Linked DNA regions of Homo sapiens: region 1 is linked to region 2. The links are chromatin loops, found by intact Hi-C in ENCODE. Cell type or tissue: endothelial cell of umbilical vein. All regions are shown on one strand. Each heading gives the region's core, and the rest is flanking DNA. Links, peaks and the distances in the headings are about the cores only. Region 1 overlaps MLIP (muscular LMNA interacting protein). Region 2 has its middle 7.5 kb from the start of MLIP-AS1.

What was found. Hi-C counts contacts between places; a loop is a spot of excess contacts. Peaks named below come from ENCODE experiments on the same cell type or tissue, not always from the same donor. Only the 100,000 strongest peaks of a DNase experiment are listed, where the experiment ranks them.
Region 1: it touches region 2 in a loop (2.9-fold over the local background); 1 of 110 quality-filtered maps calls a loop at or near these places.

The regions. Positions count from the first base shown.
Region 1 is chr6:54,264,645-54,272,988 of GRCh38, forward strand. MLIP (muscular LMNA interacting protein) reads left to right here. Exons shown (of 14, transcript NM_001281747.2): 14 at 1,306-1,636. The coding sequence ends at 1,311. Among named protein-coding and RNA genes, the nearest start is that of TINAG, 40 kb to the right of the region's middle. In endothelial cell of umbilical vein, for the core only: a CTCF peak has its summit at 3,336 (motif pointing left); a DNase peak (open chromatin) is centred at 3,347; H3K27ac peaks cover 205 bases.
Region 2 is chr6:54,050,945-54,059,288 of GRCh38, forward strand. It overlaps a transcript of MLIP not described here. Among named protein-coding and RNA genes, the nearest start is that of MLIP-AS1, 7.5 kb to the left of the region's middle. In endothelial cell of umbilical vein, for the core only: no CTCF peak of the experiment used is centred there; a DNase peak (open chromatin) is centred at 3,277; H3K4me3 peaks cover 298 bases.

The sequences.
Region 1 (8,344 bases), core at 217-8,216, 210 kb after region 2:
TGGTACTTTAAGAAAAATCATGTTGGTGCTTTCAGAAAAAGCAAAATAATGGTAATTTTTATTTGTTAGAAAAATTAATGAGCAGATGTACTTGAGTCATTTCCTCCCTTCATTCTAGGGCTTCAGAGAATTCCAGATGATGAAAGCTACAGCTTACTTCTTACTTTTTGCCTGTTGATTTTCTATGGCCAGAACAAACCAGAGCAGTCATGAGCCACCCCTTTGTTAGTGCTTTTTATCTGTCTCCTTCTTCTAGTCTAAAATATACTTTCTCATAATAATGCAGAATGTAACCGCGATTCACAATCCTGTTTAGCTGCTTGGCCAAGACATTCACCTTGCACATAGGAGCCAGCTCTAAGTCACCACTGCTTCTTCACCTCATGATCTGGCTGAGGGCAAAGCACAGACAGTTGCCTACAGAAAGGCAACTGACCTCCTTTATTTTCTACCAGGCATTTCGGAAGGTTCCCATGTTAGTCATGAGTTGGAACCTGGAAATAGAAAGTTCTGGTCAGTTCCTCCATTGGTGTTATTCCGTCACATTGTTCTATCAGAGACATGTCTTAGAACTATATTTCTCTTCTTGCTTCATCTCTGATATTTTCTTTTATACTTTCTTTTGTATAATCTGCCTTCACAGTTGCCAATAGCCATCTTCCACTCAATTAAGTTTATCTTATCTGTTCCAGACAGTTCAACCCTATCATATAGGAACAGAGAGACTGAATGGGTAAAGAAATTATTGGAATCACTCCTCTACCACAGAGCAAAATTGTAAGATCAAGCAAATCAATATATGAAGAAAAGCGAGAGGTTATTTGGTCTTGGTCTTTTGTAATGTTCCTTTTTGCAAAAGCTGGGACTTAATTCAATCCCTATTCAGTTTACCTCCTTGTTAGATGATGCATTTTAGGGAATGGTGCAGTCAATGCTAAAGTGAAGTTAAGTCATCAGCCAAGTCATGGAAGGGTGTGGGTGTGGGTGAGATATAACAGTGCTGTTCCTTAAGGCAGCCCCTGCCCCTCAAAACCATCATGGCACTTTGTAGGAGGCCAGAACTGCTCTGCTGAACTGCCAAGAGATTGGAGTCTGATGTAAAGGTACAGCTGTTTGTCTTTATTATGCCATTAATAGTGAAACAAGGAAGGATCTACTTAAGGAATAAAAATAAGCTTTTCCTATTGTAGTATAAACCATTTTTTTGTAGGAGATGCTATGCCCAAATATTAATGTATAATTTTCAGGTGTATATTTTTAAATTTATTCATCTTAACCTGACTACCATATTCTCTTATTTTACAGCAATGAAGTTGGAGCAGAGGCTGAAAACACAGGCTGCTGAAGTTTTTTGGAATGCTGGTGCTAACCACTTGCTAGATTTAACTTTTTTTTTTTTTTCCAGAATGAGTGCTCCCTTTATGAGCTGCAGTGCAGCAGAACCAAAAAAAAAGTTTGCTGCAATTATATAGCATCACAGTGCTCTGCTAACAGCCAGCATAGAAGAGATTTACCTACAGCTTTTTGCACCACTGTTCTAGCCTTTAATGCCTTCTACTTAATATTAAGCTGACCGCAATACTAACGTGCCCCTATATTTGGCAGCCAAATAAAGAAGAATCGTGGGTAAATAGAAGAATGGCTGTGACTATTTTTCAATACAAATTTTATTTAATGCATACATTTCTAACTGAGTCAGGTTTTTATTCCCCTTTTACTTCACTTTTTTACATGAAAAAAATCACAACTTTTAAAGTAACTAATTAGCTTTCAGAAGACGCTGATATTCAGAGGTTCTCTGGTGAGATCTTGAACATGAGAAAGTTGGTATTTTGTATAACACACATTGCTTTCCTGTTCTGTTGGGATTCGGTGCTGCTGGGACAGACTATGTGCCAGGAGCAGCCCAGTGCTGATGAACATCGCGTTACTGGAGTGTCTGTGTCTGGGATACCACTGTCTCTCTGCCTGTCACCACATGATTCTTGTGAAGACTACTTTAGAGTTAGTTTGTATCCAAAATCCTGAGAGCAGCAGAGACCATAGAGCAAACCCATACTTGATGACAGTCCTGAGAGCCCCCTAGAGGCACATCATGTGCCCACCGTGTTGGCCATCTTCAATTTATTTCCCAGTTGTCATCCCCAGCAGTCTGTCCTAGCCCCCTCTAAGTGATTTCCTTCTTCTGCTCATATGGGAAGCCTAGGATAACACACATTAAGAAAGAACAGGAGTCTGGACAGTGAGCCCCTGATGGTAAAGCAGTCTTGGGAAAACTGGCTTCATTCACTCTTTGCACATTGCCCATGTTCTCTGTGGAGCCAGCTCTGAGCCACAGTGCCCCTAAATCAAGCTTCATCACCCAGTCCCATCACCCAAACTCAAGCAGGGAGAGTGACCTATAGAAGAGCAACTAGGCTCCTTCATTCTCCAATAGCCATTTTAGAATGTTCTAATTTCAGCTATTATTTGACAAATGGAAATAAATACTTCTCAATGTCCCCTTTGTTGGTGTTAGAGAAGCAAAGGAGGCTCAATAAAGCCCTCTGCTCATCTCTCCTTCCCCCCAAAAAAACCATTTCTCCATCAACCTGATAAATTGTGTGGAGCATCACTTTAGATTATTAATAATGATCTCTAACATTCACTGTGCTCTTATCATGAGCAATGCACCACACCAAGTACTTTACATGAATGTAATTTAACCTCCACAATGAGCCTGTGATGTTGGTAATATTATTATCCATATTTTATTTTTGTGAGAACAGGCTCCTCCAAATGGTTAAATTAAGCTAGTAAGTGGCAGCGGCAGAATTCAAGTCCAAGTAATCTGATTCTAAGACCAAGCCACTTACTCAATCATTTGTGTAGTTATTTACGCAGTCATTTTTGGATCTCCAGTGTAAAAGGGTGACTTGATTACACTCCTCAGCTCATGGCAGATTTCTGTCACAAATTTGGGCAAGCCCCCCTCATGTATGCTTGTTGATTAATGATCATCATTTATAAGAATTTCTATCTTCCCTTCTCTGCTGTATGCACACATTCTTATTTATTTAATGTATATCTTTTGCTCATATATGTTTTGAAGATGTACATTGTTTTGTCTGCATATATATTTAATAAATATAAATGGTATTGCTTATATTCTGTTTTTTTTTTTTGTTTTTTTCTACTCAGCTCTGTTTTTAAAGCTTTATACACATTGCTCTATAGACATCTATTATATTGTGTTCTCACAGCTGCGTGGTAGAGTCTCATCACATTTTACTTATCTACCCGCCCAGCCTTGGTCTCTCAGGTTGTTTTCCTGTACCAACTGTTGTGATGTACATTCTTGCATGTGCCCCCTTGTGGACCTCTGTGAGAATTTCTCTGGAATACATACATAGGACTAGAATTGTTTAATCCTGAAGTTCCCATGTACTTAATTTGATGAAATCCTCCCAGATTACTTTTTAGAGTAGCTGCACCATTTTTTATTCCCATCAGCAATGCATTAGGTTTCTTATATCCCCAAGTACCTTTCCACCTTTGAAGGTCTGATCTTTGAAACATTAGGATCCAATGTCATTGGAGGCAACTCTTAAAATGGGAAGGTTGTTTGACGTGGTGTCCTATTCATCCTATATTTTCCAATTCTCTAAGACTTTTATACCCTTTAACTCATTGCAATTTTCAGTCAAGTATTATTATCTTCATTTCATTTGTCAACCTAAATAACAGAGTGAGGCCCTTAAAAGAAAAAGAAATTTATTTGGGAGTAGAATATTGCGGTGGGTATACATAGGCTATAGTAAACTATTTGCATGCATATTAAGGGAAGTAAAAAACAATAAAGAATTTTAAAGGAAAAAATGAGGAGGATTACATGATAATTTTGAAATAATTATCCTTAACTGCAAATATCAGTAACAAAGGTGACACCAGTTCAAGATTGGATAGGCAGTTGCTGTCCTTGTAGAAATATTTTGTTGTATAAGCTTCCCATGGCTTTTGTACAAGGTTGTGATTTTGCAGAGTTTTCTGTAATAGCTTTTATCAGGCATAGTAGCAGGAGAACTCTCTCTTCATGGCCGTTTCTGGCTCTATCAGATTTTTGTTTTTAAATGTTTGTGACTCCATTTTGATTCTGACAACTTTCACTTGTTACTGAAACATTTGAGACCGACAGGTTATTTGACTGAGGTCACCAAATTAGTGAATGACAAACCTAGCACAAGGTCTTTTGATTTTCCTACTGTGTCATTGCTACAAATTGCTGCATCTGAACATCATGGTTTAATTTATTTGTTCAGTTTCTCAGTAAAGAACAAAGTCTTAAGAGCGTGAGCATAGGAAAGGCAAGTGTTGATTATTGGGAGAACATGGGACATGAATTAGTGACTTTTCAGTTTGGTGAGCAGCACATTCAGTGCACTAAGGAGGTTGGGGGCACTATGTATGTTTCTGAGGAGGAAGGAGATGGGGACAGATGATGTGGAATTTGCCAGGTACTGAGACTGCATCTTTATTTGGGTTCTTCCAGAAGCGAACTCTAAGACAAGGATTTAGTGTAAGTAGTTTATTTGGGAGATAATAATAGGAAACACTGATAAGGAAGTGAGGAAGTAAGCTAGGGAAGCCAGTTACTACATTGGGCAACTACTGTAGTTTATTTCCACTAAGAAATTTGAGGACACAGGTTGAACAGTCCTCAGACTTCATTCAGTTTAGAGGAAAGGAAACTAGGGTAGTAATTCTTAAGTCTGACTATTAACCTTTACGTGACTATGGCTGTGACTTCCCTCTTTATAAAGCTTTTGTTTTTTTCGGACTTTTCATTACACATCACCGGTGGGACCCATTATTTTCTTGTGAAATTTTAATTTGGTGAAAATGGAAGGTCTTTTGAATATTGTTCTTCATAGTCTCTGAAGTAAAGTGCAGAAACAAAGAGATAATTGAAAGCTTAAGTAACAAGGGAATATTCTCAGAACTTTATCTATTGGGCAAGCAGAAAAATCTGCAATTAGGACAGGGAACAAAAATTCTACTTTAACTAGACTGCTGCAGATTTCTACATGTGAATTGTTTATCAATTAGAAATTAAATCAACTGTATGAGATGATAACTTGATTTATAAGAAGAAAAGATTGCTTTGCTTAGAGTAAATCCAGAGGTCTTAGAGTAATCAACTAGTAGTTAGAAAATATTTCTGGATTTGTTTAAAATATATAGCACATTTGGGGGACATTTCATATATTCCTGTGGTAGGTTGTAAAATTAAATGTTTTATTCCCTTCATACTTTAAAATGTATTATTTTCAATTTATTTGACTAGAAATAGGCTTTTCTCTTCATTTTATAGTTTAATAAAAACGCTTTAATTTCTTATAAAAGTTTTCTAACAGATGTATATACAATTGCTCAACATCACTTAAGCACCTGAGTCCATATTTTCCTTAATTGGAAACTCTGGGGATAAATTCAAAAAATAAAACCACACAACAGGCAGAGGAAGAGTCATAAATGCTAAAAAAAAGAAGGAAAAGTAAAAAAGACAAATTTTTCCAGGGGGCTACAGATTGTGATTTAAAAATATTGAACAGAATATCTAAATTGAAACAATGGAAAACTCAATTAAAAATATGTTTAGCCAAAAATATGTTCTGTGGAAGTACTAAGAGGCAAAAGGTTCTGATAATAATGTGAATAGAACTGGATAATATTTCTCACAAGGCTTAGAAGCCTTTTCAACTTCGAGCTGAGTTAAATCACTTAAGGGCGTAGAAATTCTAGAGATTTTGTCAACTCTGCTTTTGAGTCACAGTTCAGTCTTTTTGTTTTTCTTTTTAAATCAATACTAGTTTAGGTAAAAATAGCAGAAGTTGTGGAGAAATTAAAGTTAGCAGCTTACTTCTCTTTTCCAACTAACAGATAAAGTTTGTAAAACCTTTTACTTAAGTCATTTAAGATTAGAGAAAGAAGTAGATTTTGAAGAATGCGTAGTAGGCCAGGCTCTGAACTTTTAAGAACTGGTGCTCAGTTAATATTAGGTAGGTTCAACAGAATTTAGGAAAGTATACCAACAAGGACTGAAGCTTTCATTCATTATTATATACTAAGGCAGTAATACTAGGGAGAAAATTCTATTTTTCAAAATTTGTTTTTGCACACAACTAATAATATTTACATAAAAGGGAGAAAACAAAAATGTGTACTTTCTTCTAAGTTTCCAGTCCTATCACTGCTCACAGATTTTGCTTGCATTTTTGCATCGGGCGTAATAATAAGGGAGATTAAACGTTAAGGTTAAGATGTGGCAGAATTGGATTGGAATTTTGGTCTTTTTTTCTCTGAAGGTCTTTTTCCTCTACAAGTGTTTTTCCATTTTTCTTCTGCCATGAGTCAAACAGTTAACACTCTCTTGGAAGTCACATTCCCTTCTCTAAGGGTACATCAGTAAGAGCTATGAATGGAGATTATGACAGGTGGGAGCCTCTTTACCAGCTCGGGCGGCAAATAGTTTCAAGTCTGATTTTTCAGATTAACGGTTCAAGTTTCCACTTGCCCAACAAGCAGGAAATCTGAATAACTATGTTTGGATATTCTCCTCTGAATCCCCTTGCCCAAAGCCTCCTTTATGCAAGATGAAACTCCTTTTTGGGAACTAAGCTCCACTTCTCTCAGACAATCTTGATGGGCACAATACTACTCAAACAATTCTTCCTAAATTAACAAAATCTGCTTTAAAGAGACTGTTTCTTGAACTATGGACATAGTTCTGTATTTTTGATTTCTCTTTTCAAACTTCTGCCTTACTTGACACTCCATTACAATACAGGAGGATTTAGAGATTACATCCATTTCAGTGGCATGCCAGCTGCTCTTCCTCTCTTCTTCTGCACGTGCTAGTGCTTTACCACTCTAATATTGAAAACTTCTGTTATAACACCCTATTCCCTGAATAATTGAGAAAACCCAGTGTGATTTGTTCACCACTTCAGAATACACTTGCTAAATCATTCTCAATAGTAATATGTAGAATGCTGCCTCTAGTTAAGACTGGCTTAACACATCCCTGCTTGCTAAGATAAATTCAATGCCCTCTCCAAGATTTCTGTGAATTCCCAAAGATTATATTTTTCTAGAGCAAATTCCTAGCTTCTATGGAACATTCATGTCCTACTTCGCATCTTGCTGAAACATTCTTAGCACGCCTTCAGTGTGGATCACATTCCCTTTACCTGAGAATCCCTACCTACAAGTCCCCTACACCAAGGTATAAGCTAGACTTTTACTGAAGATTTGTGAGCTATGGTGATAACTGAGAGATGAAGACTTATTACATGTCAACAAATGACGGACTATTTAAATTGGATTTTAGACTTCCTAGTTCTTAAAAAGGAATGAGTCATTTATGACAAATTGGCATCTTCCATTTCCACCTTGCTGTTTGGAGTCCTTCTCTCATTTTCTCTCTCCTTAACTTCATTCTGTCCACAAATTGCTTCTTAATTTTTATACAACTGTTTTACTATCTCTTTCTTAGATCTTCTATCCATCTAAATAGCTTATTGATTTTTCTAAATAAAAAGCTTCTTTCCTCAGAGCTGCGTCAAGAGATACAATAATAAGTAATGCCATTAGTGCTCAGAAAGTAGTAGCCAAAATTTTCACCTAAAAATCTACCACAACTTTTTTCCCGTTCTTACTTTAAAGAAAGTGAAAATATCACAAAACTTCAGCAAATTGGAATCATCATAGTAAAACAAACAACAAAAGAATCCCTCAAACCCAACCCCAAAAACAGTTTTGTTGGTCCCTTCTGGAGTTGCTCCTCAGGCATTCCCTGCCCAAGGTGAGACAACCAGCCACAGAGCTCCCACAACGGGCTACTCTTTAGCCCCTTTCACCTACTGAGACCTTCTATCTTCTCAGCTACTCTGCCACTAACACACTTGGACTCTCCCTCATTGCCAGGCCCCTTTCATATCAATAACTTGAGTTTGGACCACATCCTGAGCTCTGATATGACACTCCCCTGAGGGACTGATCCCTCAGCTTGATGGTCCTCTATCCTATTCAAGTCACTGGTACGGCTGTGGAGATCTCAGGTCTGAGGGCCTGAGTGTCGGAGTGGGTGTTCACTAGACTGGAACTGTTTTGGAGTCTTAGTTGGTGGTCATGCATTGATTAATAAGCTATGGTGAAGGTAATCAATGCTTTCTACCTTAGAAGTAGACAGTAATAGTCAGAGAAACACTGAAATGCGCAGTTCACTGAAAGTAAGCTTGACTTTCTGGGAAAATGACTAGAAAAATTTTTAGTTTCTATTGGCTATGTGAAAGTTGTACTTTAG
Region 2 (8,344 bases), core at 93-8,092:
ATGCTGTTTACTGCATCTGGAATGTCTTTGTCCTACAGACGTTTCCAATGCAGGCTTTTGAAATCCAACCCAACAATAAAACTAGCTCAAGGCACTTTTTCAAGAAGGTCTCCCCAAGTCCTTCAGGAGGTATTTGTTTCCATCTCTTTTGTGTTTCTTGCTCCACTTTCCCTTCTCCCCACTCTCAACCTCCTTGTTGGACCTCGAGCAGTCTACTAGTATAAATATTTGTATATTATAAATATATAAGTATTAGTATAAATATAATATTTGAAGAACTATCCTGCAGCAAGTATGTTTTAGTCATCTTTGTTTTGTTTATAATACATTGTAGAGTGCTTTTTGAGTGCTTAGAATCAATGCATTCTTTGAATTAAATTGTTTAATTTAATTTAAATATGCCACTTCAAATATTAATTTTTTCTTTTATTTTTCCTTTCAATACAAAGGCAGGGAATGGGTAGTTGTAACATCAGTGGAAAACTCAAATTTACTGATTATTACTTTAATGTTGTCTGAAAAATGTACCAAAACCCAAACGTACAAAACTCCCAAACTCAGCCTAAAGGAGACTGCTTTTTCCTCTTTACCTGTGTTTGAGACTTTCAGTGTCCCTCCCAGACCTTAATTAATCCTGATAGTCTCTATATTGTAGACAATTTTAGGGGACTATGACACATAGGAAAAAGAAAATCTGGGATTCTGATCCCAGATGTGCAAATAAAGAGCAATTTGATTGTGAGGAACACTTTATCCTCTCTGGGTCTCAGTTTCTCTAGAAAATGAGGGAACAGGAATGGAAGATCTTGATGGTCTTATCTAACCATAAAGTTTATAATTTTTGAAGACACAGTTTTTGGGCTATATAAATAAAGTTTAGAACACTTAGTACGGACTGGCATTATGGCAAGCATTTTACATGTTTCCTTTTGTTGTTTGCTGGTAACAAATACAATTCAAATTGCCTTTTAAAAATGGGAATTTATTGCTTGGTATAACTGGAAGACCAAGGGTATATGGACTTCAGGCAGTGCTGAATTCAGAAGCTAAAATGATGTAATCAGTGTCTGATTTTCTCCATCTTACTGCTGCTCTGCTTTCTCTCTTCTGACTTCTCTGTGTTGGCCTCACTCTTAGTCAGGCTCATGGATTATGATAGAAAAGATAATGGTAACAGCGTTAAGCTAGAAAATTATGGGTGAGAACGCTGACTTGCCTAGTTTAGATCACAGGTGTAGCCCTTTGCTCAATTACTGGGTCCCAGAGAAGAAATATATGATCCTCTTAGGCTCAGATGAACATCTACCTGGATGGCTATAGGACAACTATGATAAATTGGACCAGGACCAATGGCATCAGGAAAGCACATTAAACTCCTATGAAAATCATGGCACTCCTAGAGCAGAAGGAAACTTTTAAGTTCGTCTACCTGTTGTTCAACCATCTACTGAGAAAGCCTGAATTGTTTCTGCAATTCTGGTAAGGAAAGGAAAGGTTTAGATTATGTTTAATAACACTGATTTTAGAGAATTAGCATTTTTGTTTTTAGCTAAAGTTTGAAAAGACACAGGTAGAGATCTATTTTTCTTTTACACAAAATAACTGAAATGGTTCATAATTATCCACATAAAAATGGACACACATTGTCACAATTGTTTATATAGTGTCCTAACAATCCCTGAGTTATAATAATTAGTTTTAGCACACATTCAAGAATGCTCTTCTTTCACTGTTTTTTTGGAGATAAATTATAAGGAAAAAATTATACTACTTATTGAAAAGGGGAGAGTGATAGTCCAAGATAGAAATATGAGAAAACATTGTGACAAATTATAAATATAAAATTCTAGAATGAGGGAATAAATTGGAGTGCAGAGCTGAATCTCTATTGGTTTCTAAAGTGAATCTGAGGTTTATTTCAGAGGATAAAGGAATAGTGGTGAATGAGGTCTCATATTAATATGCTGGTCTACTTTGAGGTATTGTAAGAGGGAGATATGTGGATTGGGGAAATTGTTGGCTCAGTCTGAAAGTAAATGAATAAAAAATATGGTGGTCATTTCAGAGCATTGTTGACTGCTAAGTGCTTTGTGCATCATCTTCTCACAAAAGTGAGCACTTATATTAGCCCCATTTTATAATGAAAGGACCTAAGACTAAGAGCAGTGATAGTGTGCTGGGAACACAGAACTAGAAAATGGCAATAGCAGGACTTGATCCTAGGTATTCCTGGCTCTGATACCCATACCTTAAGCACCACTATGTTTTGTACTGGGTTGAACCATGTGGAATTCCCATTTTGTAGTTCAAAACAGTCAAAATGTCAGCTATTTCACAAGGTAAAAGAATATGCTCAGAACCATAATTTTGGGATGTTAAAGAGATGATATTTATATTTTTCTACCTTTAAACTTCATATGAAAATGAATAGCATTTATGATGTCTTTTCTTTCATGGTTTAGAGAAATTATCTTTTTTCTCCTACTTCTCATTCTGGGAAAATGCAATATAAAGTTTAAATTAATAGTCTTACTTACATAGGCAGGGACTTGTGCAAAATCTCATTATAAAGTTCAAGTGACATGATATTAATTTCTTGATTTACCATAGCAGGTGGTTGTGAAATTAAAATGAAAGAAAGTAATGCCAAATTGCAGAATGCTATCATGATTACTAGCTTTGTGACTGTGGGCAAGTAACTGAACTTAATTTAGTCATATTAATCTAATATACCTTGTAGAGTTGTTGTGCAAATTAAATTAGAAAATGCATGTAAAGAGCTTAGCACAGTGCCTAGCTGAATAAAATTTCCTTGTTACAATTTTTATTTTATTTCCAGATTTTTAAGTGTCTATTTGAGAATTGAATCCAGGTGGGAGATTCTGAGATGTCTGACTGATACAAGTGCACTAGTGGCTAATATAATAAATAATGCAGGAATGACTTTAAATGAAGCATGGACAAGTACTCTCAGGCTGTTTAAACCTTGGCTCTACTATCTAAGCCTGTGGTGCTGTTTATGAGCAAAGCATAATTCAGAGTTTAGATTTTCTTTAATGGAAACCATCCAAATTTGCCATCTGAGCCACAAGGGAGAAATGTACCTATGTGCCACTCACTGGTGCTCAGGAATGTGGCATATGTACAAGTTTGCTTTTTTTTCACAAAAACACCAAAGTGGTGAAAGTTCTTAGCAACCCATTAAAAAGGCTCTCTTGCTGAAAGACTCCTTTTCTTATCAGCGCTCTCACAAGAATTTACATCCCACACTGAGTCATGCAGTAAGTTTAGTGCTTCCCGGCAAGCAGCTTAGAGTCAAGTTCTGCAGCTATTCTTAGCTGCTCCACACCCTGTAATAGATGGAAGACACTGTATGAACTTGCAAATGACACATTGTACCGATGACAAACAGGGTGGATTGTGTCAGATTGAGTTTCGAAGTCTCTACTTTCTTTCGTGTATTAAGGACAGTGGGGAAAAAAAGGCAAAAAAAAAAAAAAAAAATGACGGGTCTCCTTGAGATTCAGTACTGTATCGGATATAGCATCCTGTAATGGAATGTGAACTGAAAGCAGAAACATACATTTTTGCAATTCACTGAATTTTCACTCTGTTCCTATCCATATTCAGGGCTAGATTAAAGATATCAAAGCAATAATAGTCAATATTTCACTTGCAAGATCTCATTGTGATCATGAATAATATAGAAATCATGCTTTGCTTTTGAATGGTAAGTAGAACGTTGCATTATCATGTGCAAGATAACATTTTCTCTGGCAGCTTCCCGTTAAAGTCAGTGTGCTTGTATAAAGCATCTTTTCTCTAACGAGGTAATTGTTCCCACCCTTTCCTACCCATTTTCTCAAGGAGCCAGACCTCTCCTAACGCAGAAGTAATTCACATAAGTATATTAGTTACAGTGCTTATCACATTGTTTCATCACTATCTTTTTTTTTTTTTTGAGACGGAGTCTCGCTCTGTCGCCCAGGCTGGAGTGCACTGGCTTGATCTCGGCTCACTACAAGCTCCGCCTCCTGGGTTCACGCCATTCTCCTGCCTCAGCCTCCCGAGTAGCTGGGACTACAGGCGCCCGCCACCACGCCCAGCTATTTTTTTGTATTTTTAGTAGAGACGGGGTTTCACTGTGTTAGCAGGATGGTCTTGATCTCCTGACCTCGTGATCCGCCTGTCTCGGCCTCCCAAAGTGTTGGGACTACTGGCGTGAGCCACCGCACCCGGCCTCATCACTATCTTTTTTATATGTCTGTTTCCTGAGTACACTTTTTCCTTCTATGTGTCCCCAATGTGTAACATGATCCCGGGCACACAGCAGGGATTATTTATCAATATAAGCATACAAATATGTGTATATATATTGAAAATGAGGTTATATCATATATGTTTTCATAATGTGGTTTTCAAAAATCTAACAGACTTATGGTAGAAATTTTACATGCTAGTAAATGTAGAAATCTATATTTTCAAAATATCTTATTTTATGGAAGTATCATAAACTATTTACCTAGTCCTCTCTTATTGGGCACATAGTTAATTATTCAGAAAAAACTACATTGAAGTGTGTTTTCATTCAGTCCCTGTTCATTCATTAATTTAGTCAACAAATATTAGTTGCCTTATATTTTTCAGGCACTGTTTAAACTCTGGGAATATCATGGCAAATCAACATTTGAGTGAGGGGAAAGAGACAATAAAATAAACAAAAATATAACAAACATGGAACACATAATAAATATGATTATTAAAATATATATTCTATATTCAAAGGTGATCAGTAGCATGGAGAAAAATTAAATGGGGAATATTGGAAGGACATTTATAATAAGGTGATCAGGGACTGCCGAGAAGGTGACATTTCAGTAAAGACCTGAAGGAGGAGTGCCTGCTAAACTCCTTGAGGGCAGAGATCATGTCTCTTTTGCTTACCCTTATGTGGCAATTCCTGCTTTCATGAAGCTTAGAATCTAAGGTCTAATTTGATGTGGGTTATCTGTGAGTTATTACCAGGTAAATGGTTGTTGCACTTTACATATTTATATATTTTTTTAATATTTTAAAACTTCTCTACGACAACCATATGCCACTTTTAAATTTTAAAATGACATCTTAATTTTAAAAATATTTGGTTAAATTATTTTGTTAGAGTCATCATACTGTGGACATGTCATGTCTACAAGCATCCTACCCATCAGCTTTGTTTACGTGAATTATTTGAACTAAAACTCATCCATCATGCACCTAGGTAGTCCTTTTCTTGACCTAAGTGCATGACTTTGCCTTTTCATCTTTCAGTTTTGGCTCTAAGTTGACCAAGTTTGAGGAATTGAAAGATTTCATGAAAAGCTGAAATAGGACACGCTGTACAGAGGCTTGAACGTGAAAGGTCAAGCAGACCTTTGGGAGCAATTCATAAAGGCTTTTGCTAATCTGTTTTAGCTTCCCTTCCTCATTTTTGGGAAGATGTTGCTTTCTCCCTTTGTTGGAGGTCATTCTGCTCCCTGTACCTGTGATAGATTGCTCTATGAATTGATGCACTAGGGAATACTTGCAGAAGTAAACAGTAGGAGACCCAGGAGTGAGAGACCTCTTCTACTTCTGAGAGAATACTTTTATATTTTCGTGTCGTGTGTTTTTAGTTTTCTCTGTGATACTGAAAAATCCCCAATCTTCTATATGCAGAAAAATGCTAAAACCCATCTCTAGAAGCTTGCCAGCAAGAATGCCTTTATTTCCACAGCTATTATCCACATCGATGTACAATTCCTAGCTCTTTTTAGTGAAACATTTCTCTTATGGAGTGAAGAAGAAGGTTTAAAAAGTATTTTCAATTGAAGGAAGAAAGAAAAGAATTTTCTTAGTAGTTCATAATATTAGTTTAATTCACTTTTGGTATTTGCATAGAAGTTAAAATATTCCAAAGCATTTTTTACATCTCTACCATGATTTGTACAATGTTCTAAGGTAGTAGGGTTATTTTTGCTTTATAAATGAGAAAAGTAAGTCACAGAAAAGAAAAGAAAATTGCTTAAAGGCATAGGGTTAACATTTATTGAATGCTTACCTTTGTCAGACATGTTCTAAGCATTTTATATGTATTCACTCATTTACTCCTCACAATAGCCCAGGTGACTTTGGTATTACTTCTATCCCAGTTTTTCAGATCAAGAGACAAAGCACTGAGAAATTAAATGACTTGCCCAAAGACATGCACAGCTAGTTGGCACCAGAGATGGCATTTATCCACAAAACTCTGGTTCTAGCACACAACACATAACAATTCCATATGGCTGCTACACTGGGTAGATGGGAGGTTGGGACTATAATTATGCAATGTGAACTTTGGAAGGTTTCTAAGTTCAGTAGTTACAACTGCATACGACTACTGCCCCAGGATACAAAAATAAACCAAACTTGTCTCAGAATATTCTTAACTATTACAGTAAATTCACAACAAACTATCTTGCTAGAAATTTTGTTACATTCTTTTGTCTGTAAGGGTTAATAAACTTATAAAATGCTTGCATATTTGCATTCAGGGGGAATAGTAGTTGCTTTTTGTTGTAGCAGAACCTGCATTCTTAGAAATGCTGAGAATATAGACCTTCTCAAACTTTTCTCCTTCTGCAGAAATCTCTTTGCAACATCCATGACAAATACTAATCGATTTCTGCTAGATCACGTCCAGTCATGGCAAGTCCACTAATTTTTTTAAGGCAGTTTTTTCCATTTGAGATAACTGATTGTTGGGAATTAATTTTCTTTTTCTTTTTAAACATTGGATTAATTTTTTTTCTGAATGTAGTAAAATGTTTTGCTTTAAGAATTCCAAGATGCAGTATGACATTTCTGCCATTAAATAGAGCTCCTGTTTTACTGAAGAAATGCAAGAGACCTTTACAAACTGTTTGAGACAGAGAGGCAAAAATAGAGACTAAAGGTTCAACAAATGTATTGATAGTATTTAACAGGAGAAGAAAATCTGACCTGTAATAATACACCATGTTGACTTGCATATTTTCTTCCACTTTACCCCTGAAACTTTAAACAGAAAGCTAAGTTATAGTAGTCGGACTTTCTAGAGGTCAAATTAGGCAAATAATTTTGGATCACAGGCTTAGAAAAATATACTCTGTATTTTGTGTAGAGACATTATATGTGTGTGTATGTGTATATTTTAGGGGGAATAGAAAAAAAACATGTAGGATAACTAATTGGGCAAATGAATGGAAATGCTGTGTTTATAATTGGGTCTTTACTTCCCTTTCAAGTATCAAAATTCAGTTTGATAAATAATTATTAATCATCTTCCAGGTGTCAGACTTTGTGTTAGATACTGGGGTTACAGTGGTAAAAATAAAGAGGTGATCTCTGCATTTTGGACATTGCATGTGGTTGTGCATGTTTACTGCCAAGGACTTGAGTGGGAACTGAAATGCAGGCAGCATTCCACTTGATAAGCTGTGCACTATGGCACAGGGTTGCATCTGTCTGGAGAAAGGGTAGCCTTTATCTAACCAGCACTGATGTGCTCTATGGCCTTATGGCCATCTGCCTACTTTATGAAGCTTACATTCTAACAGGAAAGGCAGTCTTTAAACAAGTAGCTATGTGATTAGTGTTATAAAAGGGAGGTAAACACAGACCATTTAATTCAAGTCAAAAGGCTAATAAAATCCTCCTTGAGAAAGTAACATTTCATATAAGCACCAAATAATTTGACTAGGAATTGAAGCCATGTTGTTCTAGATGAGAAGAAACAGCTCTCTTTTCCATACATCATACAAAAAATTGTTAGTGACATTGGACCCTCAAACAAATATCAGATATCAGATATTGGCTCAAAGACAATTGTTGTAATTCACAATTAGTTGGGGGTAGAAACCAAATATCTAGAGGAAGATAGAGAGAGATAGAAGGAGGAAAAGAAGGTAAGAGAAAGATATGTGGAAATTGACTTACCTTCTACTTCCACTGTAGTAAATTCAAGCTTAAAGCTCCGTAGTTGAACCTGAATGGTTTTAACAACAGTATCAACAACAAAAAAGTAAATTCTACAAGTCTATAAGGCAGATATGCTGTACTATCATTTAGAAACTGATATATTGGTTGGGCGTACATTTTCAAGGCAAAGAGATAGAGGGAGAGATTTGAATCAGTGTATTCAGAGACTTGTCTAAGGGCCTACCTAGCTTGCATGCTTTCCTTCCTTCCCTTTCTTCCCCATATTCCTTTCAACCCAAATGTGCTGCTTCTAGTTTTCTGGATAAAGTAAAAGACTACACTTAGGGCTCAGATTAACTCAGGCTTTTACTCAGTCTTTCACTGG